Linked DNA regions of Homo sapiens: region 2 is linked to region 1. Evidence: read pairs that join two places in POLR2A ChIA-PET (ENCODE). Cell type or tissue: A673. All regions are shown on one strand. Each heading gives the region's core, and the rest is flanking DNA. Links, peaks and the distances in the headings are about the cores only. Region 1 has its middle 32 kb from the start of CMTM8. Region 2 overlaps GPD1L (glycerol-3-phosphate dehydrogenase 1 like).

Evidence for each region. ChIA-PET counts read pairs that join two places held together with the same protein. Peaks named below come from ENCODE experiments on the same cell type or tissue, not always from the same donor. Only the 100,000 strongest peaks of a DNase experiment are listed, where the experiment ranks them.
Region 2: POLR2A ChIA-PET joins it to region 1 with 5 read pairs; 2 of 35 experiments call an interaction of 5 or more read pairs at or near these places.

The regions. Positions count from the first base shown.
Region 1 is chr3:32,198,608-32,215,345 of GRCh38, forward strand. No RefSeq gene overlaps it. Among named protein-coding and RNA genes, the nearest start is that of CMTM8, 32 kb to the right of the region's middle. In A673, for the core only: no CTCF peak of the experiment used is centred there; no DNase peak of the experiment used is centred there.
Region 2 is chr3:32,152,851-32,160,850 of GRCh38, forward strand. GPD1L (glycerol-3-phosphate dehydrogenase 1 like) reads left to right here. Exons shown (of 8, transcript NM_015141.4): 6 at 6,026-6,259; 7 at 6,718-6,824. Among named protein-coding and RNA genes, the nearest start is that of GPD1L, 50 kb to the left of the region's middle. In A673, for the core only: CTCF peaks have their summits at 1,503 and 3,628; a DNase peak (open chromatin) is centred at 3,651; H3K27ac peaks cover 451 bases.

The DNA of each region.
Region 1 (16,738 bases), core at 3,932-11,931:
AGGGCATCCCTCTCGGATGGCAGAGCAGAAGCTGGGAACCTGAGAATTATTGATGCCCGTGTCTTCCATGCCTGGCAGAAGCTAACTCAAGAGAATGAACATAATATCTGTGTGGCAGATTGTGCTTCCAAAAAATGGCCACAGTAATATCTCCCATCACACATGTTTTCCAGAACCTGGCCACTCCCGAACAAGAGGTGGAGCCTGTGGCTGTCCCCATCCCTTGAAAACACTGGGTGGGCCTTTGTGACTGCCTCCATCAGTAGAGAAGAGCAGAAGTGATACTATCTGACTTCTGAGCCCAGACCACAGAAGCAACCCAGCTTCCTGGCTCTCTTTGGGGATGGCTTGCCCTTGGAGCCTGGCTCTGCTGCTATGAGAAGCCACATGGAGAGACCCACCTAGAGAGACCCCTCCAGCCTCAGCCCTGGCTGATCGTCTAGTTGACAGCACCAACTTGAAAGCCTGAGTGCGCCATCTTAGAGGCAGATTTTCCCCAGTTGAGGCCTGCAGCTGACACCACATGGAACAGAGACGAGCCTTTCCTTCCCCACCAAACCCTGTCCAAATTGCAGAGTCATGAGCATAATAATGTTGTGGGGCTGCAAACTTCAATATAGCACGATCTGCTCTCAAAGGATTACCTTTAAAGAACTGTGGGGTGGTGGATAAACAGGCAGCTGACTTGGCATGGGTGGCTCTTCCTAGCAGTGCTTTGCCTAGAGCTGTCCTGGGGAGAGACCTAGGTGTTAACTGGCTGCCTTATTTCGGGAAGCGGTATTGAGTAATGAGCAGGTATGTAGATTTGAGATCCAAAGGAAGCCAGGTTAAAATCTCAATGTCAATCACTTATTTTTTTACAGAGATTGTGCAATTTACTTCTCAGTTTCCCTGATTATTAAATAGAAATATCTTAAGCTGAATTTCTCGGAAAGAGACCCGGAGACTAGGATTCATGCAAAAGTGACATATCAGGAAATATTCCCAGGAGACAGGGAAGGGAAGAGGGCCAAGCTAAAGTGCTATGTCAAGCCAGATTCCATAGAGGAAAGTTTTGGTTTAGTTCCACAAGGGTTAAGGGCTACTGGGGGAAGGAGGTGTGTAAACTGCCAGGCATTTGCAACTAGGCAGCCCAAGAACCATTCTAGGACAAAGAAACCAGAGACTCAGGTGCTGGCTGGGAAGCCTGTGTGCAGAGAAATGGTAAAGGGATCCACAGGGATTAGGAATACGAACAGCACCAACCAGGGGATGACAGCACTGCTCACACCTCGTTATGTTGCTGTGCCTGGCTTCTGGTAACTGCTTAAGAAGCAGGAGGGAGTGAGGAAGAGGAATAGGAGGAGAAGAAGAGGAAGGGGAAGGAGAGAGGAAAACAAAGGGGGAAAGGGAAGAGGAGGAGTGGGAAGAAGCAGGAGGAGTTATCCTGGGGAGGGCTAATACCCCAGTGGGCAGTCACTCTGAAAGGGAAGAAACAGAACTGGCTACGCTCAGACTCACTTCTTTACACTTTGTGACCAACACACAATCCTAAGGTTAAACAACCTGGGATAAGTCAAGCATCCTCTCCTCTCCAGACCTAAGGAGAACATATCTTACACTATGGAGAAAGAATCTGGAAAGTGCCCGGGTCAGTATGGGTCACACAGAGGAGAAGAATTTGCTCACAGAGTTGCAGCACACTGGCAACCATTTTGGTAGAGCAGTGGATATCTGGTCTAACCAGTGGACAGCCTGATATTAGTGAAAAGAAGGATTGAAGGATGGGACAAAACTGTAACGCAGTTGGGATTTGCAAGAAAGTCTTTCCTACAGGGTGTGCTCCAGTAATTATTACTGTGTAACAAACCAGGCTAAACTTCGTAGCTTCAAACGACAACCATTGTATTACGCTCATGGATCCTACTTGTCCAGGAATTGGGAAGGACTTTGTATGGCTGGCTGGCCTCGGCTGCACAATGTCGGAGGCCTTGACTGGGAAGACCTGGAAGCTGGGAGTGACTCAATGGCTGGGAGCTGGAATCAACTGAACACTCACTCACTCACATGTATGGTGACTGATTCTGGCTGTTGGCTGGGACTGCAGCTGGGCCTTTTGGACATAAAACCTGCACGTGGCTGCTTAGGCTTCCTGAAAGCATGGTGGCTAGGTTCCAAGAACAATTGTCCCAAGAGAACCAAGCAGAAGCTGTTTTGTCTTTTATAATCTAACCTTGGAAGCCATGTAGTATCGCTTCCAACATAGTCGTATGCTCACGCAAATTTCAGAGGAAGAAAAACAGATCTGAATTCTCAATGGGAAGAGTTTCAATATCACATTGTAAGAAGAGAATGTGGGAAGATGTGGGAATTTTGAGAAAAAAAAATCTGCTATAGGCAACTTGTACATAACCCTGAAGGAAAAAGGGTTATCAGTCTGAGTAATTTGGAGAGAAGTTATTATACATTAGCATATGAAAGCTCTGGAGTGTCCAACAGTCAGTCTTATCACTTTGCTCAGCACAGCGTATCTCCATTTTTTTCTGCTTCATACTAGTACATAGAACACTCTAGAGGACACGTGCCTGGACTAAGTTCACCCCTTCAGGAAACCCTTAACCCAACTCGGAATTTGAGTATGTAAGATTAGGCAACTTCTGTTATTCTTTCCCCCCAAACAGTCCCTAATGAATTGGACAGAGCTGTATTCTTGGAAAAACACAATTTATTGCTTCTCAGCTCCGAATGCAACCTTCAGTATATGCTCTGGGATCAGCCTAGAATTCTTTTAAGCATTTCTTCTTGAAGTAGGGTGTGATGTTTATTAAACTTCTCTGTACAGGGCGCTGGAGGAAACTGCAGGAGGAAGAGACTCTCCTGTCATTTCCCGAGTGGAAATGGGTCCCGGGACATCCAGTAGAGCCTGCCCCAGCCCAGGACACAGTCCCTCTGGGACATTACAGCCTCAGCCTGGTGACAGCCTTTCCATGGCCCTCTTGTCATGGAAACCAAAGCTCCGGTGCAGCCTATGTGCCCTGAGGGGTTCCTGTCCCCATGCGGACTCCCACGCTCACCCAAGCCCAGCTCCCAGGCTGCACTCTGGAAGGTGGCCTTTTGCTTTCCAGCAGCTGTAGGCCAGCTTTGGCCCAGCAGAATTGGAAACCACTCTGCTGCCTGGTGGGCTGAACCACACCTTCTCCAGTGAGATGTGAACCTCTTCCAAATTTGTGCTTCCTTTAGTACTTTCCCTCAGCCTAGGGTACCATATAGCGTTTTCTTGTATCTTATTGTTACTCTTTTAGCATAGTTAAAGCTTCTTTATATAAAGCCTCCTCTACTTCACCTATGCTGTGGTTCTTTCTCCTGAAGGGACCCATACTGGGAAACGCATGATATTACAGTTCATTTATCCAAAGCAAAACATCAAGAAAGAGTAGTCAGGGTAATCATTTCTGCTTAAGAGCAAAAAAAAAAGTAATTGTAAATTTCAAATAATATGAGGCTTTCACATCAGCAATTTGTGTTAAGTGCTGAAGTGCCTCCCCCACACCCCCTGCTTTTGGTTTGTTTTTTGTTTTTTGTTTGACACAGGATCTCATTTGTTACCCAGGCTAGAGCGCAGTGGCACAATCATGGCTCACTGCAACCTTGACCTCCCACACCTCAGCCTCCTGAGTAGCTGGAACTACAGGTGTATGCCAACACGCCCAGCTAATTTTTTAATTTTTTGGAGAGATGAGGTCTCCCTATGTTGCCCAGGCTGCTCTCGAATTCCTGGGCTCAAGCAATCCTCCCACCTTGGCCTCCCAAAGTGCTGGGATTACAGGCATCAGCCACCGCGCCTGAACTTAAGTGCTTTTAATAGCAAATAGTTACTTTTAAAATGATCTGCTGTAGCCTGGAGTCATCCTTTAAGTCATTAGTCTGAAAATGGTTAAATCCAAATCACATAAGAAATAGAACAGATTAGTTGAGGATGTGTGTGTGTTTCATGTGGCCAAAATCAAAACAAAACAAAACCAACCTCCCTAAAAAACCTCAAATTGCTTGAACAAGAAATGGACTACATTGGCTTACATAACCACAATATCCAAAGGCAGTGCTGGCTTCAGAATCAATGTGATGCAAGACTCAAATGATGTCTCCATGGGTGACTTTTTTTTCTATGCTTTTAGATTTCTTCTCATACTATACCAGCTGCTCTCCCTCCAGCAGCATCAGGCTCTCGCCTGTGTGGCAGCAAAATACCCCAGAAAACACCTTCCTGTCTCACTAGTTCTGATTGGGATATATTCCCTTTGCTGAACCAGTCAAGTGGCCAAGATGGTGACTTAGGCCAGTCGGGGCTCAGCCTTAGAATCAATCCCGTCTAAATCACATGGCTGAGAATGAGGAAAGAGTGATTTCCCAAAGGAAATTCAAAGTAATGTCTTAAATTCAAAGTAATATCTTAATGGCAGAGTAGATGCTAAGCAGCTTTTTAAAATGACAAGTGTAGCTGGGCGTGGTGGCTCACTCCTATAATCCCAGCACTTTGGGAGGCCAAGGAGAGTGGATCACTTGAGGCCAGGAGTTCGAGACCAGCCTGGCCAAAACGGCAAAACCCCGTCTCTACTACAAATACAAAATTTTAGTACAGCATGATAGCACATGACTATAATCCCAGCTACTTCGGAGGCTGAGGTATGAGGATTGCTTAAACCCAGGAGATGGAGGTTGCAGTGAGCCCAGATTGTGCCACTGCACTCCAGCCTGGGCAACAGAGCAAGACTCTGTCTAGATAGATAGATAGACAGATAGATACACGGACAAGTGTCATCTGTAGGAAGGATTCTAAATATGAAAGTAACACAAAACAGAAAGATCATGCTCATTAGGGTGAAGAACTTGTGCCTTCTGCTTACCTTCCAGAACTTTGGAGAAATAGGTACATTTTAAGGGAGAAACAGTGGTACAATAATGAGTAATATGAGAAAAACACTTCAGAATGTCAGCCCCCCCAAATCCTAGGAATCTGACCTGTTATCATTTTTAAATACATGTGAAAAAGTTAGTCATTCATGAGGCCACTCCTAGCCCATTTGGTGCCTTTGTGCAAAAACGCAATCCTGATCCAAGACACTTTACTGACAACTACCAAAAAATAGGCATATTTATCCAGATCTACAATGTCTACCATATGAATGGTGCCCCCACAGACGGTGGCCCAACGGGTACAGCAGTATGCAGAACACCAGTGCATTCATTCCAATGGTGTAAAACACAAAGGCATGTGAATAGTATGTCTCCTTCCTTTCCCTGGTTTCACTGACCAGAGGCAGTGTTGCCAGATAATTTGAGCTTCCCAAGATGTTTCCTTATTCTACTTCATCTCTTGGGTTTAGAGAATACCAGGAGAAGAGAAAAAGGTATTAGAGATAGCTTCACAGCAGATAAACTGGCTTTCTTCCCAGCTGAAGGCAAGTGATGACTCATTTTTCTAACTGCATATCCATGGGTACATTGATAATGTGCTTCTGATGGTAACCCTAGAGCACAACTTCTTTTATCTACTTAAAATATTTATGACCTCTGATTACCATAGTGGTTGTTAATAGATATTAATATGCAAGACATCCTCCTAAACTGCAGTGTAAATACCATTCTTTCTTGATTCTGTACATGATAAAATTTCCATATGGAAATTACTACCTGCTCCCAGGATATTCAGAAATTCTTATCGCTACTGTTGCCACCAAATGTCCACTGGTTTTCAGAATTAAATTTCACGTCAATGACTATCTCACTCCTTTTAGACACTGCTGAAAAAATGACCTTTCCAAATGCCAATATAATCATGTCATCCTTGTGCATAAATATTTCAAAGTTTTCCTCCTCTTTTAAGGATAAATTCCATACCTCTTATCATGGTATGCAATGGCCTTCATCAAAGTATAATTTTGAAAACTGAAAAAATTAGACTTTCATACAAATACAGAACAAAAAGGTTAAAATTTATTGAATTCATTAATTAGTGAGGGAACCAATCAGAAAATAGAGCTGGACTGCTTGGGGAACTAGGATTTATATGGTCCTTTAAAAAATGATTAGAATAAGTTTGCTAGGTTAGACATAAAGCTGGCTAATATCCTGCAAGGCAATAAAATTGTAACCTTCGGGATTATTTTTCTACCAGACAGAAATTATTTACATCTCTGGTAGACCCAAATCTACTAATTTACATGGAACGTCACAAAGTCTGAGTCCTTAATTAATAGTGAGTATCAAAATCTGCTGGCACTGTGGCTTACACCTGTAATCCCAGCACTTTGGGAGGCCGAGGAGAGTGGATCACTTGAGGCCAGGAGTTTGAGACTAGCCTGGTCAACATGGCGAACCCCTGTCTCTACTAAAAATACAAAAATTAGCCAGGCGTGGTGGCACACGCCTGTAATTCCAGCTACTCAGGAGGCTGAGGCACGAGAATCACTTGAACACAGGAGGCAAAGGTTGCAGTGAGCCGAGATCACCCCACTGCACTCCAGCCTGGGTGACAAAGCAAGACTCTGTCTCAAAAAACAGAAAAGGCTGAGCATGGTGGCTCACGCCTATAATCCCAGCACTTTGGGAGGCTGAGGCAGGCAGATAGCCTGAGGTCAGGAGTTCGAGACCAGCCTGGCCAACATGGCAAAACCCCGTCTCTACTAAAAATACAAAAAAATTACCAGAGTGTGGTGAAACACACCTGTAATCCCAGCTATGTGGGAGGCTGAGGCAAGAGAATTGCTTGAACCCAGGAGGCAGAGGTTGCAGTGAGCCCACTGCCCTCCAACCTGGGCGACAGAACAGGACTCTGTCTCAAAAAAAAAAAAAAGTAGCAAAATCTCACAATGGTACATTTGCCTAGAGAAATAAATAGCCCTTGGGTGGGCCCTTTACTCAGAAATTCAGTATGATACTGCAGTCATATGCAGTCATCATCACTTGGTTTTATTTCTAATTTTTCCTAACAGTCTGCATAATCTGACCCTTATGCACTTTGCTAAACTCATTTCCTGCCACTTCTTGGTTTCTTCAGGAAAACACTTTGGGGTGTAATGCCCAGAACATGTAATTCTCACTCGTGCCTTTTTTCTTTTGCACAGGCTGTTCCTCCTTCCTAAACACCCTTCCTCTCTCTGCCACATTCCGGTCCTTTCTCCCCTTGGTTAACTTGTATAATATTTGGCTAACTCCTGAAGGGCACCTTTAAACTCAAGCAAGGGATCACCTAATTGGAGGCTTTTCTGATTATTCCTCTACCTCCTTCCATTCCTCTCCACTTCCTATCTCCCCCAGCCCCTGACTCCATCCAGCCTGGGTTAGAGTCCCTCCTCAGTATGCCTCATATGTTTCTGTGTTCCTTTACAATAACAATGATGACATTTACTGAGCTGTCCGCATGTTCTGGATACTGTGTTAAGTGCTTTACTTAGATGACTTCCTTTTTTTTTTTTTTGGTCTTTTTTTGACATTTTTCTTTCATATTTATTTTTTAAATGTTTTAAATTTTTTATCTTTAGAGACAGGCTGTCACTCTGTTTGTCCAGGCTGGAGTGCAGTGGCACAATCACAGCTCATTGCAACCTCGAACTCCTAGGCTCAAGCAATCCTCCTGCCTCAATCTCCCAAGTAGCTAGGAGTACAGGTTTATAGGCATGTGTCCCCATGCCTGGCTTTTTATTATTATTATTATTTTGTAGAGACAAGGGGCTGGGGGTGGGGTGAGGGTCTCACTGTATTGCTAAGGCTGGTCTTGAACTTCTAGCCTCAAATAATCCTCCCACATTGCCCCCCAAAGTGCTGGATTACAAGTGTCAGCCACCACACCCGGTCAAACGATTTCATTTAAGCCACAAAATAGACCCACGAAGCAGGTACTATTAATAATCTTTACTGGTGAGGAAATTGAAGCACAGAGAGCTTAAGGAACTGAGCCAAAGTCACACAGCTGATTGGCGGTGACATGATTTTAAACCTAGGCAGTCTGACTCCAGAGTCATGCACTCACTTATCATCCTGAACTAGAAATAGCAGCTACAGGCCAGACTATGAGATCTTAAGGGGAAGTTTCTCTTGTATATATCCCCAGAGTTTGGCATTGAGCAGGGGATTTGTTAATTACACGTAGACTGAAAACAAAGGCTATTGTTGTAGGTAAAATCTTATTATCTTCCCTGGTAGAGCACAACTCACTTCCTGAGGTGCCAACACTCAGAGGTCCTTTTCGTGTACAATGTCTTCTTGACCAAGTTCTTCCCAGGAGTGTACCGAAAACCTCAATGGAATTAAACTGTGCCCAGCTCACCTGGAAATGCAGTTATTCTATGGCTGAGGCAGAAGGCTCTGCAAAGTGTATGGCAGGACAGTAAAGTGTATCGCTTTATTACAAACTGGAGTCAAACATATTCTATCGAAAATATTTCTGAAGTTATACTAGATAGGCAATTCTATTTTTAGAAGCTACAAAAACAGACAAAATTGATCTATGTTGATAGAGATCGGGACAGTGGTGACCCAGGGGCAGGGGTAACCAGAAGGGGACAGAAGGGGGCTTCTGTGGTGCTAGAAATGTTTTGGTTCTTGACTTGGGTATTATCACACAGATATGTTTAATTTGTGAACACTCATCAAGGTGTACACTGTGAAATAGGCACTTTTTATATGTATATTATACTTCAAGTTTAATAAGTTAATTATACTGTGTAGATGAAGAACTGGGCCAAGTATATACACTTTTCATAAAATTTTCTTAAAAATACATGCAAAGGGTTTGCAAGGAGGTTATACCTGGGGTCACTAATTGCAATACCCTCAGGGCAGACACAGTGAAAGTGAGAGGTGGACCCCACCAGGTGGGAGAACGCCTGTCTGCAATGGGAGGCCACCGCTCAGCTTGCTTTACATTGAGACTCAAATTGTTGCCATGTTGGAATGTTGGCACAGCCGCTCAGCCCTTTCAAGTTATCAGTGAAAGCAAGAGAGCCCACAATTTGGAATCTCCAAATTTTTAAATGTTGGCAACCAACTTTTTAAAACATCTAAACACTGTACTGTCCAGATGAAATGCATCTGCGAGCCAAATCCTGCCTGTTGACCCTGGTTTATGACCTCTACAGTAAGCTGAGATAAAGCAGTACAAGGAGTTTGTCTTTAACTCTATTGTATTAGTCAGGGTTCTCTAGAGGGACCAGACTAATAGGATAGATGTATATATGAAGGGGAGTTTATTAGGAGAATTGACTCACAGGATCACAAAGTGAAGTCCCACAATAGGCTGTCTGCAAGCTGAGGAGCAAGAAAGCCAGTCGAGTCCCAAAACCTCAGAAGTAGGGAAGCTGACAATGCAGCTTTCAGTCTGTGGCCAAAGGCCCAAGAGCCCCTGGCAAACTACTGGTGTAAGTCCAAGAGTCCGAAAGCTGAAGAACTTGGAGTCAGATGTTCGAGGGTAGGAAGTATCCAGCACAGGAGAAAGTTGGAAGCTGGAAGACTCAGCAAGTCTGCCCTTTCCATTCCTGCTTTTAGGCTGGCGGCTGTTGAGAATGGTGCCCACCCAGACTGAGGGTGGGTCTGCCTCTCTCAGTCCACTGACTTACATGTTAATCTCCTTTGGCAACACCCTCGCAGACACACCCAGGAACAATACTTTGCATCCTTCAATCCAATCAAGTTGACAATATTAACGATCACAAGTCCACCCCTTGTCAACTTGAAGCCATACACATTTCCTGAAATCATACATAATTTCCAAATAAAGACAATAATAAGGTCATAATTACACCTAACATAATACAGCTATCCTTTGTACAACCAGAAGCTCACTAATCCTTAACCTAAATGTTTTTATATAAAGTTAACAACACTTAAATGCTGATATAAAGTCAAAAAATCTTATGTCACACGATAAAGGAAAAAGAAAGGAAATTTAAAATGAAGATATTTTCTTCGTACAAGTGTATACATGCACAAACATATTCTTAACAAAATAAGGGGAAGTATTCACAATTACGCTCCTTGTTTCTGCAACTGGTCACATGGTCGTAGCTGATACTGATGACTAACTTCTTCTACTACCCATTCTGTATTCCCTTTGTCTTCAGCAAGCACCTCAGCAGGTCATGTTTTTTTTTTAACCTGGTGGAATGACCCAAACCTTCATTCCTGTAGGTTCTGGGCCATTTGTAGTCCTGTCTGGATTGGGCTATTGTAGTTTCCCATTGACCTTAATCACAGGACATGGTAATACTAAGAGACACCCTGATGGATCTCTTGTATTCCACGCATACTCTTCCTTACCTCCATTGTGGAGTAGTAGACTGATTTTATCTTGGTAGTCCAGGTCAATCACCCCAGCCAACACTGTAACTCCCTTCTTAGCCTGTTGACTTAAAAGTAGGAGGAGCCCAAAGTGACCAGGTGACAATCTTAACTTCCAGTTTAATGGAATCGTTGTGTCTCTTGATAGCAGCATTCCTCCCTCTGGAACTAAGACCTCTAGACCAGCAGAACATAATGTCACGGGAATATCTATTTTGCAGTAAATATTGTCTAACTCTCAGAGCAGGCCTAATGGCTAAATGCTACCTGTTCACAATATCTCACAGGGAAGTCATTAGCGAGGACAATGACCCTCCCCTAAGATAATATGTGAGGCTATGTCTCTGATAGAATTCTCACTGAGAGCGGCGGTGGTGTAGTAGATGTGGTTGCTGCCCCACCAAGATCGCCTTACCTGGCTGGCAGAACCATTCCCTAGCTGCTGCTGACTTTTGGCTGCTAATGGGTCACAGCTCCCCACCTTCTACAGATAACTGCACTCAGAACCACCTTGTTCAGAGATGCATATTCCCAACATGAGAAGGTGTGGCACCCAACGCCATTGACAGACTGATAGAGGGGTATGTAATCCCAGCCTCTTACCCCAAAGTGGGAAAACTTCCTCTCCAGGGTTGCCCATGAGATCGGACTGAGGCTGGACTTGGGCTGAACCTACATCTCCACTTAGCTTCAATCCCTGGCCCTATCCTACATCCGTTAGTCCCTTACAGGTATTTCCTGAGATCACAACCTCAATAAATCACTTGCACAAAGGCATCCCCATCTCAGGCTCTGCTTCTAGGGAACCCAACCTAAAACAAATGTGGCTTAGGAGGAAGAATTATTGGAAGAACCTTGTCTGAGACTGAGCCTTTACTAGCCAAATGATTCTAGTTAAGTTATTTAACTTCTTTGGGCCCCATTCTTTTTATGGGTTCATTAAACCAGTGTATATTGGGCTAATCATGTGGCCTACTACAGGATGGTTAAGAAGATGCCATAAATATAAACGTGGAAGCCCAATGCAAGCTATAAAGCTCTAAAATATAAGAGCTGCTTTGTAGGTGCGCTCCTACGGTCCCATTACAGCACTCAATGCCACCCATTCTGAGGTTCATGTTCCTTTCTCTACTGTAAGCTCCTAAAGGTCAGGGAAGATTGTATTCTCTTCCACCCTATGAACGATTATATTTCTTCAAATCTAAAATTTCATCAACTGTAAGATATATCATTATTTTGTGTACAATTAATAGAGAGAAACCCTGTCAATTAAACTATGAGACAATGACTCCTTATCACTAAAAATTTTTGTTTTGTACTTCTTGAAAGAGCTCTTTTGAACTTATTTTTATTTTTTATTTTGATTTATTTATTTTGAGATGGAGTCTCATTCTATCGCCCAGGCTGGAGTGCAACGACGTGATCTTAGCTCACTGCAACCTCTGCCTCCCGGGTTCAAGCGATTCTCCTGCCTCATCCTCCTGAGTAGCTGGGATTACAGGTGCCCATCACCGAGCCCAGCTAATTTTCATATTTTTAGGAGAGATGGGGTTTCACCATCTTGGCCAGGCTGGTCTTGAACTCCTGACCTCGTGATCCACCCGCCTTGGCCACCCCAAGTGCTGGGATTACAGGCATGAGCCACCGTGCCCAGCCTGGACTTCTTTTTAAAAATTTTTTTCACCATCTTATTTTGAAAATTTTCAATCATACAAAAAAGTTGAAATTTTATACCCTATTATCCACCACCTTAAGGTTTCAAATTAATTTTGGATACGGTATGAGGTAGAGAGCAAATTATTTTTTCTCATTGGTATCCATTGTTCTGGCACCATCCATTGAAAGATTTTTATTTTCCTATTGGATTACTTTGGCCTTTTTAGTAGACTTATTTACACAAATTTTTATCATATCTTCCTCTTGTGTATATGTAAAAGGAAAATATGTTTATTAATACATATATAATGTATAGATTGTATATGAATCATATTGTCCTCTAAGACATCACAAGTATCATATATATTCAGGATCTCTTAAAAAAGTGCTCCATTCTTGTTTCCAGGTTTTTCCCAATGCTTTGACACCCATTTTGTGAGTCTTAATGATTTTTCTGGGTCAATAGATGGGTTTTAGACAATAACCAGGACTCACATTCCTTCTTTAAATGCTTTTTAAATGATTTGTTGACTGATATAATTTGAGTGTGTCTTCCCAAAAAATATGTGTTGAAAACGTAATCCCCAATGCAACAGTATTGGGAGGTGAGGCCTAATGTGAAGTGCTTAGGTCATGAGGACTCTGCTCTCAAGAATGGATTAAAGCCAATTCTAAAAGGGCTTGAGGCTATGAGTTCTATCCACTCTCTCCTTCTCACCTTCTATTTGCCCTTCCACCATGAGATGATGCAGCAAGAAGGCCCTCGCTAGATGCTGGCCCCTTGATTTTGAACTTCCCAGCTTCCAGAACCAAGAAATGATAAACTTTTTATTTTTCATTTTATTTAGTTTTTGAAATGGAGTCTCCCTCTGTTGCCCAGGCTGGAGTGTAGGGGCATGATCTCAGCTCACTGCAGCCTCCTCCTCCCAGGTTGAAGTGATTCTCCTGCCTCAGCTTCCTGAGTAGCTGGGATTACAGGTGCCCGCCACCACGCTGAGCTAATTTTTATATTTTTAGTAGAGACGGGGTTTTGCCATGTTGTCCAGGCTGGTCTCGATTTCCTAACCTCAAGTGATCCACCTGCCTTGGCCTCCCAAAGTGCTGAGATTACAGGGATGGGCCACCATGCTGGGCCTAAACTTCTGTTCATTATAAATTACCCAGTCTTATGTATTCTGTTATAGCATACAAAATGGACTAAGTCTGACCAAAACATTAAAGGAATTATAACTAAATTCACAAACGTGTAGGCAGTGACAACTACTATCTGGACGACAGTGCTTTAAATTTTTTTTTTTTTTTTTTTTTTGAGATGGAGTCTCACTCTGTGCCCCAGGCTGGAGTGCAGTGGTGTGGTCTCGGCTCATTGCAACTTCTGCCTCCCAGGTTCAAGTGATTCTCCTGCCTCAGCCTCCGGAGTAGTTGGGATTATAGGCGTGTGCCACCATGCCCAGTTACATTTTTGTATTTTTAGTAGAGACGGGATTTCACCATTTTGGCCAGGCTGGTCTCAAACTCCTGACCTTGGGATCCACCCGCCTCGGCCTCCCAAAGTGCTGGGATTACAGGTGTAAGCCACCACGCCTGGCCCAATAGTGTTTTTAAGACACCATTAGCTACCTCTCTACTTTTGAGATGTCAAACTGTTGGGGGAAAAAGTCTAATCTAGCATTGTATACCCAGTGCCCAGGACTGTGCTGCCCACCGGGTGACCTTCAGTAAGTATTTCTTAATTAAATAAATTATTTTTTTATCTTACAGATTCTTTTGACTTGCTATTGTGCTCTGCTTCATAGTTCTAGCTTATGAAATACACTGTCATTATGTTTGCCAAGCCCCAAACCACCTGCTTAATAATGATGAAACTGCATTTTGGGAATACTCTTATTACTGTGTTATTTGCATTCTTTGATTTTGCTAAATGCAACCTCAAGAGTGAAGGGAATGAGGTATCAAATGAAGGTGCCAAAATAAAACACACAGCTTTTGAGGAACTAATGTGGGTGAGGCCTTGAAGGCAAGTTTTTAAGTTCCAACTAAAATATACTGATGCCATCGTTCTTATGATTGTTACAGATGCTGCTGATTGCTGTTTGGAGCAATGCTCCAAAGTATATATGATGTACTATGAAGTACCTAGTACTTTAAGAAAAATTTATTTTCAGTCTCATTACCACTAAGTATAAATGTGTTTGGGCCATCAATACCATTTTTTACTCTAAATTCAGTTTATTCAAACTAGGAAGGTGTAGAATTTAAAACAATATTGTCCGTCAAAGCCCATTACATGTTATGTTGTTGACATCTACCCAGGCCTGTGACCTGATATCTTGTTACTTTCACTAATTAAAGTTGTTAATAGGTCCTTCTACTATATAGAAACCTTGTAGAAAAATTTTATGTGGGTATAAAGAATTCAAAGTGTCTCTTGTCATATTTACAGCAGGATTTTCCCAAAATGATGACTTGATGTTTCAAAAAGAAGTGAGAAAAAAAAAAAAAAACTTTCCTGGCTTGGATAGTATACTATGGTTATACCAGATGTAACCATCGGGGGAAGCTGGCTTCAGGGTTCCAAGCACCTCTTTGTACTGTGTTTGCAATTTCTTTTCTTTAAAATTAAAAATAAAGAAAGGCTCTTTTGGATCATTGGATTTTAGGATTATAACTGGTAACTGATTTATACTCCATTAACAAGTAAAGTGACACTGACCTCCAGAAAAAGTATCTTTGCATTGATGTATGCATGTGTTTGTGTGTGTGTGTGTGTGTGTGTGTCTGTGTGTGTGTGTGTACAAAGCATACTAACTTAAAAAAAATTTTTTTTTTGAGACAGGGTCTCTCTCTATCACCCCAGCTAGAGTCACTGCAGCCTCGACCTTCCAGGCTCAAGCGATCCTCCCACCTCAGCCTCCCAAGTAGTTGGGATTACAGGTACATGCCACCACATCCAGCTTATTTTATTTTTATTTTTGATAGAGATAGAGTTTCGCCATATTGCCCAGGGCTGCCCTCGAACTCCTAGGCTCAAGCCATCCGCCTATCTTCGCCTCCCAAAGTGCTGGGATTACAGGCATAAGCCACCATGCCTGGATTGTTTTGGGTTTTTTTCTTGTTTTGTTTTGTTTTTTTTTAGACAGTGTCTCACTTCGTCACCCAAGCTGGAGTGCAGTGGTCCAATCATGGCTCACTGTAGTCTCCTGGGCTCAGGTGATGCTCCTACCTCAGCCTCCCAAGTAGCTAGGATTACAGGCACACATTGCCATGCCCAGCTAATTTTTTATTTTTTGTAGAAATGGGATTTCACTATGTTGCCCAGGCTGGTCTCAAACTCCTGGCCTCAAGCCTCCTTGGCCTCCCAAAGTGGTGGGAATACAGGCATGAGCCACCACGCCTGGCCAAAAACCTTTTTTAATCTTGCTTAAATTAAAACATAAAATTATTGCCTGGGCACAGTGGCTCACGCCTGTAATCCCAGCACTTTGGGAGGCCGAGGTGGGTGGATCACCTGAGGTCACGAGTTCAAGACCAGCCTGGCCAACATGGTGAAACCCCGTCTCTACCAAAAATACAAAAATTAGCTGGGCGTGGTGGCAGGTGCCTGTAATCCCAGCTACTCGGGAGGCTGAGACAGGATAATCACTTGAATCCGGGAGGTGGAGTTTTTGGTAAGCTGAGATCACATCACTGCACTCCAGCCTGGCGAGTGAGCAAGACTCCATCTCAATAAATAAATAAATAAATAAATAAATAAATAAATAAATAAATAAAATTATTGTTACTTCTGGAGAGAAGAACAGAAAAGAAGCAATTTTCATTTCTTGGATTTCTTTATTGTTAGACAATGAGTTCTTACTGCTTTCACAATTTGGTGGTAAAAAGTGCTCACGGTAGACATTTCCTTAAACAGCTGTAAGACTCAAATTATCCAGTGACAGTTTTCCTAAATATCCTTTGTTATCAGAGGGAAATCTTATTCCCTTTTCATTGGTTCTGATATTTATGTTTTGGGAATAATTTCAGCAGAGGAATAAATTTATGAATCAAAACTACTATTTCTTCTACTCTACTAAATAAAAGTGAACTACATGATATTAAAACTGAATCTTAACATGCATTTCCCTAAGGATTCTAGACCTTTTCAGAAAGGATTAGTTATTATAATTCTATAAACTATCATTTTTATGTTTTCAAGATTAAAACATATTATTCTACAGCCACACGCAAGTCAGGCACTATAAATAGTTTTCTTTTTAGCATGTGATATCACTATAAATACTGAAAGATCTTAATACTTGTTGACTGCAAGGGAGATTTCATTTTCCGAACTTTGGTTTTGGAGTAGCAGATCCTGTTCCATAAGAAAATTTTGAAATCATTGCTGTTTGTGGAACACTCCCAGGCCTTGGGTGATACTTACCTCCTCCTTTGTTTTCCTCTGCCTCGTGTCTTCTTATAACTCTATCATTCAATCAAAGGGATTTCAAGTCAATTCATTTTTTCTTCTTCAGTCATTACTAGTGGCCAATTGTGATTAGCGAGTAGGCTCAAGCACAATACAGTAACTAGAATGAAATAATTAAGACTGGGCTTAATCAAAAAATCTCAGTGGGAAATATCAATCTTTTGATGACTGGCTGTTAGTCCCTCATTAAACATTTCCAGGGTACCTACCATGTCTCGGATTCTGTTCTTGGCACTGAGGACACAAAGATAAAAAGAAAATAAAGGGCTCCCTTCCTCAGGGAACCAACAATCTCAGTAGGGA
Region 2 (8,000 bases), core at 1-8,000, 50 kb before region 1:
AAAAAAAAGACAGACAAAGAGCACGTGGCAGCTATCTTTCAAGGAAGGTTCTGGAAAATCAACCTTGTCACTTGGCTTCATCTCAGTGGGTACACTAGGTGTGACCATAACTAGCTACAAGGCAGGCTGGAAAATCATTTTGGGGATCTTTTTTCTGGATAGCCATATACTTGCATTAAAATAAGAGATTCTATTATTGTAGAAGGAAAGAATAGATTGGGGATAAAGCAGCAGCCCGTGGTACAGGCTGGTGGTGTTCCTTTGTGGGGCTGTTCTGCAGTTCTAATTGCTGGGCATGTAGGTTTGCTCCAGGGCTTTGGCTGTGGTAAACCATGCCGGGATGCCCAGCTTTGGGTCTCATCTGTAGTCAGGGCCACTGCTCGCCCAAAAGCACCTTTATGTGAGTGAGAGCAAGGCCTACATAATCTGACATGCTAGCCACTAGACATATGTACTATTTATATTTACATTCAAATTAATTAAAATTCTTAAAAACTAAAAATTCCATTTCGGAGTCACAGTAACTACATTTTGAAGACTCAGTGGCTGACTAATGGCTACTGTATTCGATAGAGCAAATATAAAACATTTCTATCATTGCAGAAACTTCTATTGGACAACGCTCTTCCAGCTAAGGCAGCTTCATATTGGTGCGACCGACTAGGTGGGCCAAGTGTGGGCCTGCCTCAGCCTTCCTTGACATCTCAGCCAGGCTGCCTTAGACAGGGGCCAGCAGCAAACAATATGTGGCACCTTGCCTTTAGTAATCCCAAACCCTGCAGACAGTCTCCTCTTGGCAGCTAGCCTCAGGAGGAGTCGGATGGATTGTTGGACTGAGAGAAAACAGTGAGTACTGACTTGGGTTTTGGGGAGGCAGTTCTTGCTGGGTGGTGAGAATGTTTATGTAACCTGCAGGTAGCATGGGCTGGTTCTCCTGTTCTTTATTCTTTTTGTGGGAAGGTGGAAGTGGGAGAGGAATTGAGCCCCATCCAACCCACCCCTATTCAGAACTGGAAAGAGTACACTCAAGAGTGGATGATTGCCTCTGAGTATTCCGTCACTCAGGAGATGGGGAAGAGCTACATACGTCTGTTTTCTGAAAATTATGGTATTTTTAGCTCCAAAAGAGTTTAAAGCAGATTTAAATGCACAGTGGATAATGATAACTTTCACATCTGAGCGATCTCGGAGGACATCTGCTCGGATGCTGTTCAAACACGCTCTGACTGGCTCAGTATCTTTATTTTTCTTTTGACAATGGTAAGTGGTGGAGGGAGAGAATGAGGATTTCAAGATCTGTCATAAGGCGACTAAACTGGGTTGCAGCCCAGGGTCCTCTTAGAAGAGAGGAGTTTACCCTGCACTAGGTCTCCTGATCTCCCCTGGTGGGAAGGTTAAATGTCTAGTAAAAGCTTCTAGTAGAAGCTTTGGGGTGGTCTAGACTCCCATGCCCTGCAGTGAAGGGGCCACAGAGGAGCTGTGAGGGAGCACCCAGGCACCCTCATGTGGCTTTTCTGAGTACAGCAACATAGAAACACTGCTTTGGAGCTCAGGGCCTGTCCATACAGTCCTGCTTGGATGGTTCTGGTTGCAGAGAGCTCCTGCTAAATCTTTCCTGTTGGGTGAGGTCAGCTCTTCCTGTTAGAAAGTTCTCATCTGGACTCTGCGGTGGCCTCTCTGTGCCTTTCACTCACTGACCCTAGAGCAGCACGGTGTGGCGTGATCTTCTCGGGCAAGGTCCTTACTCTGTGTGCTTCAGTTTCCTATCATGTTCCCATGATAATAGGACCTGCCCTGTGACAATGTTGTGAGGTTTAAATGAGGTAATAATATATGAAGCTCTTAGAACAGTTCAGTAAGGTTTGCTGTTGCTATTTTTTATTACCTTTTCTTCTCCTAAGCTACTTTTTTTTTTTTGAGACAGGCTCACTCTGTCACCCAGGCTGGAGTGCAGTGGCATGATCTCGGCTCACTGCAACCTCCGCCTCCCCAGCTCAAGTGATCCTTCCACCTCAGCCTCCCAAGTAGGTGGGACGAAAGGTGCATGCCACCATGCCCAGCTAATTTTTTGTATTTTTGGTAGAAACAGGGTTTCACTATGTTGCCCAGGCTGGTCTCAAACTCCTGAGCTCAAGCAATCCACCCACCCCAGCCTCCCAAAGTGCTAGGATTATGCCCAACCTAAGCTACCGTTTTTACCTCCCAAGCCTTGGTGTAGGCCAGGGAGGCACTCTCCTTTGACAACCAATTGCAAAGGGTCAGGCAGGTCTTTTTGACCGAGGTTGGAGGAAGGGCAGATTTCCCACACTGGAGCAGCAAGGCACAGGGGACAGAGCGGGCTGCAAAGCCAGGCACCAGGGGCACATCCAGACTCCATCTTTTACCAGTGAGGTGTTCTCAGTGGGCCACTAAACCTCTCTGAGCCTCAGTTGTGCCAGTTGGGAAATAGGAGGATAGGTACATACTTCTGAGTCATGGGAATGATGATGAGGCAGTGTGTAACTAGCCTGGGCTGGCTGAAGGCACGTAATAAATAAGTGCCTCCCCTCCTCTGTTGACAGGAGCCCCTTGTTGAACAGAAGTCCATGTTCTCTCCCATTCAGCCCATAGACATTTCCTGGGGTTGGTTTTTCATATAACAGTTTCAGAATGGTTCATGTTGTGATGGAGGGGGAAATAGGGACACAGTCCAGGGGGCATCAGAGAGCAATTTCAGGAATCTGACCAGTTGGCCAACAGCCTAAGCCTCGCCACATTGCATGGCAACTTCAATAAAACCACTTGGCCAGCTCACCCAAGGGCTGGCCTCTGGGCTTCGGCAGTCAGACCCGCTGCATGTCCCCAGGTGTCAATCTGTTGCCCCAGTACTGGTTGCAGCCCCAGTGCAGGCTACAATTGCACCAACTTTCCTGAAAGAATGTCAATACTAGAAGGGCCTTGAAAAGTCTTGTCCAAGCCCTGAATTTTACATCTGAGGTGAAGATGGCCGGAGAGGTGGAGTGGTTGGCCTAGGTCACACTGTGACAATGTAGAGGCTCTCTGGATGTCAGTGCCGTGTACCGCTTCCGTCTCCTTGTAGCCTCCTTAGTCTGGCTGCTATGCTGGGAAGGGCGTCCAGACCTAGGTGGGCCCAGCCCCAGGTGTTCTTATGGTCCCTGCTCTTAGCCTCTGCATAGCACTCATCCTAAAAGGTCTGGCTGTCCCATCCTGACTCGGCAACTCACCCCTTCTAGAAGCAGAGCTGCAGAACTAGATCGCACCCGACCCCCCAGCATCTCTCCAGGCTCCTTTCACACGGCTTCTGCCTTGCCTCTTCCATGATGCTGCCTGTTGCTGAGAGTGTGTAAGCCGGGAATTACACACTGATGAGAACTGATGAAACCTATAGTTCGCATAGCCTGTGTGGTAGGAAGAGGCTGAGAAGCTTTCGCAGGTTCAGGCAAGTTGGTACCTTACGAAGACATATGCACTTGGTCAGGCTGTCAGTTCCTAGGACCAATTCCTCATCAGCTCTGCCTGCATCATTTTTAGAGAATTTTTCCACTTTTTCCTTTCTATGTTGACTGCAATGAGAGGCATAAGCAGCAACCGCAGTAAGCTCTCACATTATTGCTCAGGAAGAGAAGACACTAGGGGGCCTTCCTATCCCCATCCTTTATTCTCTAGCCCTCTTCATTCCACATCACCCCGTGGGAGAGGGCAAGAGAGGGCTCTGTTCTGTGGGTCTGTGGGGAGTAGACAGAAACTTCAGGAGGCCCAATTGGATGTTTTTTTTCATGTGAAGTATCTTTGCGCCTCGGTCTTCTGGTAAGCAATAGCTGTATCTAAATGACCAAGTCTGTTTGTCATGGTGAGCCCGGCCACATCAATGATATGTTTGATGTGTTTTATCAAAAACTGCCTGTGTACTAGAGAAGACATTTTTATTCCCCAGCTCATTCTGTTTTTCATCTCATCCCTCACATTTTATAGGCCTGATGTTTTAAGAAAAGTTATTCTTTCACTATAAAACTTGGTTTTATTAAAATACACTTATTTTAACTCATTTCCCAAACTAAGTTCATGTTTTAAAATCTCCCACGGCTCTCTGTACAGTCACAGGTATTACTGGAATTGCTAGTGTGGTTAGACAGTTGGATATTTGCTTTTTGGGGGGCATTGAGTGTTCTTGGTGAAGGAGCTGGAAAAGTGGAAGGGGCCAGGAACCTAGGGGCTCAACTGAAGTTCCAACTGAGTTGCCACCTGTGCAACTGTGCAGGTGTTACTTGTCATAGGTGGTAATCTGACTTTTACTTATTATTTGGGCCCAGCTCAGATGCCGCCTCCTCCATGTGGCCTTCCCTGCTGTGAACGGAAGCTTGTGGCTCCTGCCACTTGTCAGCACACTCTCTCCCCTCTGCCTTTTTTTTTTTTGAGACAGAGTCTCGCTCTCGCCCAGGCTGGAGTGCAGTGGTGCGATCTCGGCTTACTGCAAGCTCCACCTCCCAGGTTCACTCCATCCCCTCTGCCTTTTGATGTGCTTTGTTGTGTCTCTTTTCTCAGCCAGATTGTCAGCTCCTTGAGGACAAGCTCTATGTCTTAACTCTCATCTTTGCAGCTCTCCCCTGGGGGCATCTTCAGCCCCTGCATTCCCCCTGCCACCCGCTAGCCCCTGCAATCACTGTGTCCCTCCAGGGCTGAGTGGGGTGCTCCCCACACAGTACATGCTCAGTGCATACCTGTTGAAACGGAATTTCAGATTCTCAGTACCTTTTATGGAATATCACTTTCTGCTGAGCATTAACAGTTATTTGTACACGTTTTATTTTTCCTGTAAGGTCAGGGCTGGTAAACGTTTTCCATCAGGGCCAGACAGAAGAGGCCTTGTGGACCATATGGTCTCTGTTGCAATTACTCAAATCTGCAACCATAGACGATGTGTAAATGAATGGGTATGGCTGGGTTCCCGTAAAACATTATTTACAAAACAGGCAGTTGGCCTAGATTGCCAGCCCCCTTAGCAGATTTTCAGCTTCTGAAAAGGCAGGCTCTGTGTCTCATTTGCCTTGTGTCTAGCAGAGGCCATGCAGAGAGTGAGTGCTCCATAAATACTCATTTGGGGATTATTAAATGAAGCAAAAGGCTGGAATTTGAGCTGCACACATACAGGCCTCATGACCCAGTGTTTCAATTCCTAGGTCATACCCAACAGGATTGCCTGCACGTAGTCACCGGAGGGCATGTGCCAGGGTGTCCATGGCAGCACTGTTTGTCATGGCCCCAAACTGGAATCTACCCCAGTGCCAGTTGACAGGAGATAATTAAATCAATTGCAGCATATTCACAAAATGGAATACTATGCAGCAATTAAAATAAATGTGCTCTATGTAAAAATATGGATGAATCTCACAAACACGATGTTGAATTAAGATGAAGCTACACATAAAATATTACATATTGTATGACTCCATTCACAAAAAGTTGAAAGGCAGGTAAAACACATCTATGCTGTGAGAAGTGAGGAGAGTGGTTACCTTTGGTGGTGGAGGTGGGCTGGAAGGGGTTCTCGGGAGCTTCCTGAAGCACTGGCTGTGCTTTTCTCCTTGATCAGTGTGCTGGCTATGGGGGTATGCTCAGTTTGTGAAAATTCTTCAATCCGTGCACTTAGGATTTGTGTACTTTTCTGTATGAATGTTATGGTTGCATAAAGCATTCCATTTAAAACAAAACAAAAAGTAAAGTAGTTTGTCCAAACATTATTTAACCAAAGACTACTATCAGCCGTTCTGATTTTCTGTCCAATGCTCTTCAACTGCTGACCCCAAATATGGGCTCTTTGTCCTAGAAAGGGGAATATGGAAGCCCTGTCTCTCCTTTCGTCATCTCTTTCACCCAGGTGTACAAGAGCAGAGCCCGGCATTGAGTATTTTGAAGATGGAGCCAATGTCCCTGGTCTGCCCCTGCCTCGGCATCCCCCACCACCTCTGGCATCCATACCCGTGGTGGGTGCTGTAACGGCATCTGGGCTTTGTCATCTCCTTTGCAGAACATCGTAGCTGTGGGAGCTGGGTTCTGCGACGGCCTCCGCTGTGGAGACAACACCAAAGCGGCCGTCATCCGCCTGGGACTCATGGAAATGATTGCTTTTGCCAGGATCTTCTGCAAAGGCCAAGTGTCTACAGCCACCTTCCTAGAGAGCTGCGGGGTGGCCGACCTGATCACCACCTGTTACGGAGGGCGGAACCGCAGGGTGGCCGAGGCCTTCGCCAGAACTGGGAAGGTAGCCCCTCACCTGCTCTCCCGCACCCCCTCCTTCCTCACTTGAGACTCCTGGCTTGGGGTGAACTGCAGCCCAGTGGAGATTTCATGCCAGCATCTATTTGCTGGGATTGTTCCGTTTGCCTGGCTGCTTTTTCACTTGACTCTTCTGTTCTTTATCTTTGTGTCTTTATCTTTCCTTGGCTTCCAGCAGGGGACTGAAGCTCTTCTCTCACTCTGCTCTTGAAATAATTGATGCTAGGCCGGGCGTGGTGGCTCATGCCTGTAATCCCACCACTTTGGGAGGCCAAGGTGGGAGGATTGCTTTAGGCCGCAAGTTCGAGGCCAGCCTGCACAGCATAGCAAGACCCATTCTCTAAAAAAAAAAAAAAAGAAAAAAAACACTTAAAAATTAAACAAATAAATGATTCTTTAGTCTTTACCATAGTTTTTTTAAATATATAATCCTTTGTTTTTAAGACCATTGAAGAGTTGGAGAAGGAGATGCTGAATGGGCAAAAGCTCCAAGGACCGCAGACTTCTGCTGAAGTGTACCGCATCCTCAAACAGAAGGGACTACTGGACAAGTAAGTCTCTCAGTCGCCCATGAGACCAGATAAATGTCCATCATTCCTATTCTCAGGACTTCCAGCCCCACGGAGATGAGCTAGACTATTTGACAAGTGCCCTTAGAACTTATCTGGATTAGTTCAGTCCTTTGTGTGATGTGAACGTCTGTGATGAGAAGCATCTACCTACTCCCAAAACATGTGTTTACACAAAACCAGGCTCAACTTCAATGAAAGGAGCTCAATTCTATAAGTCATGTTATAAAATACAAAATTTAAGATTCTAGTTTGTCTCGCAGGGTGTTTGGTAAAAGCTACATATCATACGTTTTAAAATTTGTAAAAATTACTTTTTTGTTTTTATTAAAAAGTATGGTTATGTTATTAAAATGTCAAGTCAGAAAAGAAGGAAGGACGAGTTAGCCCAACATTATACCATTAGAAGGTAGCTCTGTTAAGTTTGGTGCACAGCCTTCCAGTCTCTTCATCGGGTGGGTAGATGGGGCTTAGGATGGGATGGGATGGGATGGAATGGGATGAAGGGATGGATGATGGGTGGGTGGGTTGGCAGGTGGGAAGGGATGGGATGAGATAGATGGATGGATGGATGATGGATGGGTGCATGGGTAGATGGGTGAGTGGATGGGTGGGATGGGTGAATGGATGGATGATGGGTGGGTGGGATGGGATGGGATGAGATGGATGGATGGATGGATGGATGGATGGATTATGGATGGGTGCATGGGTGGATGGGTGAGTGGATGGGTGGGATGGGTGAATGGATGGATGATGGGTGGGTGGGTGGGATGGGATGAGATAGATGGAGGGATGGATGATGGATGGGCGCATGGGTAGATGGGTGAGTGGATGGGTGGGATGGGTGAATGGATGGATGATGGGTGGGTGGGTGGGATGGGATGAGATAGACGGAGGGATGGATAATGGATGGGTGCATGGATAGATGGGTGAGTGGATGGGTGGGATGGGTGAATGGATGGATAGATGGGTGGGTGCATCCATCCTCCATTGCCCTTCCAGGCCAGTTGTGTGTTAAAGGTGGGCTTAAGTCAGTTTATTTGCCACCTGATTGAGAGAGTGAGCCCTGTAGCACCAGAAAAGCTTCCCAGCCTCTCCTGAGGCCACTCTCCAGCCCTACCTGCTCCACAGCACTTTCTCTTGCCGATTTACTGAGCA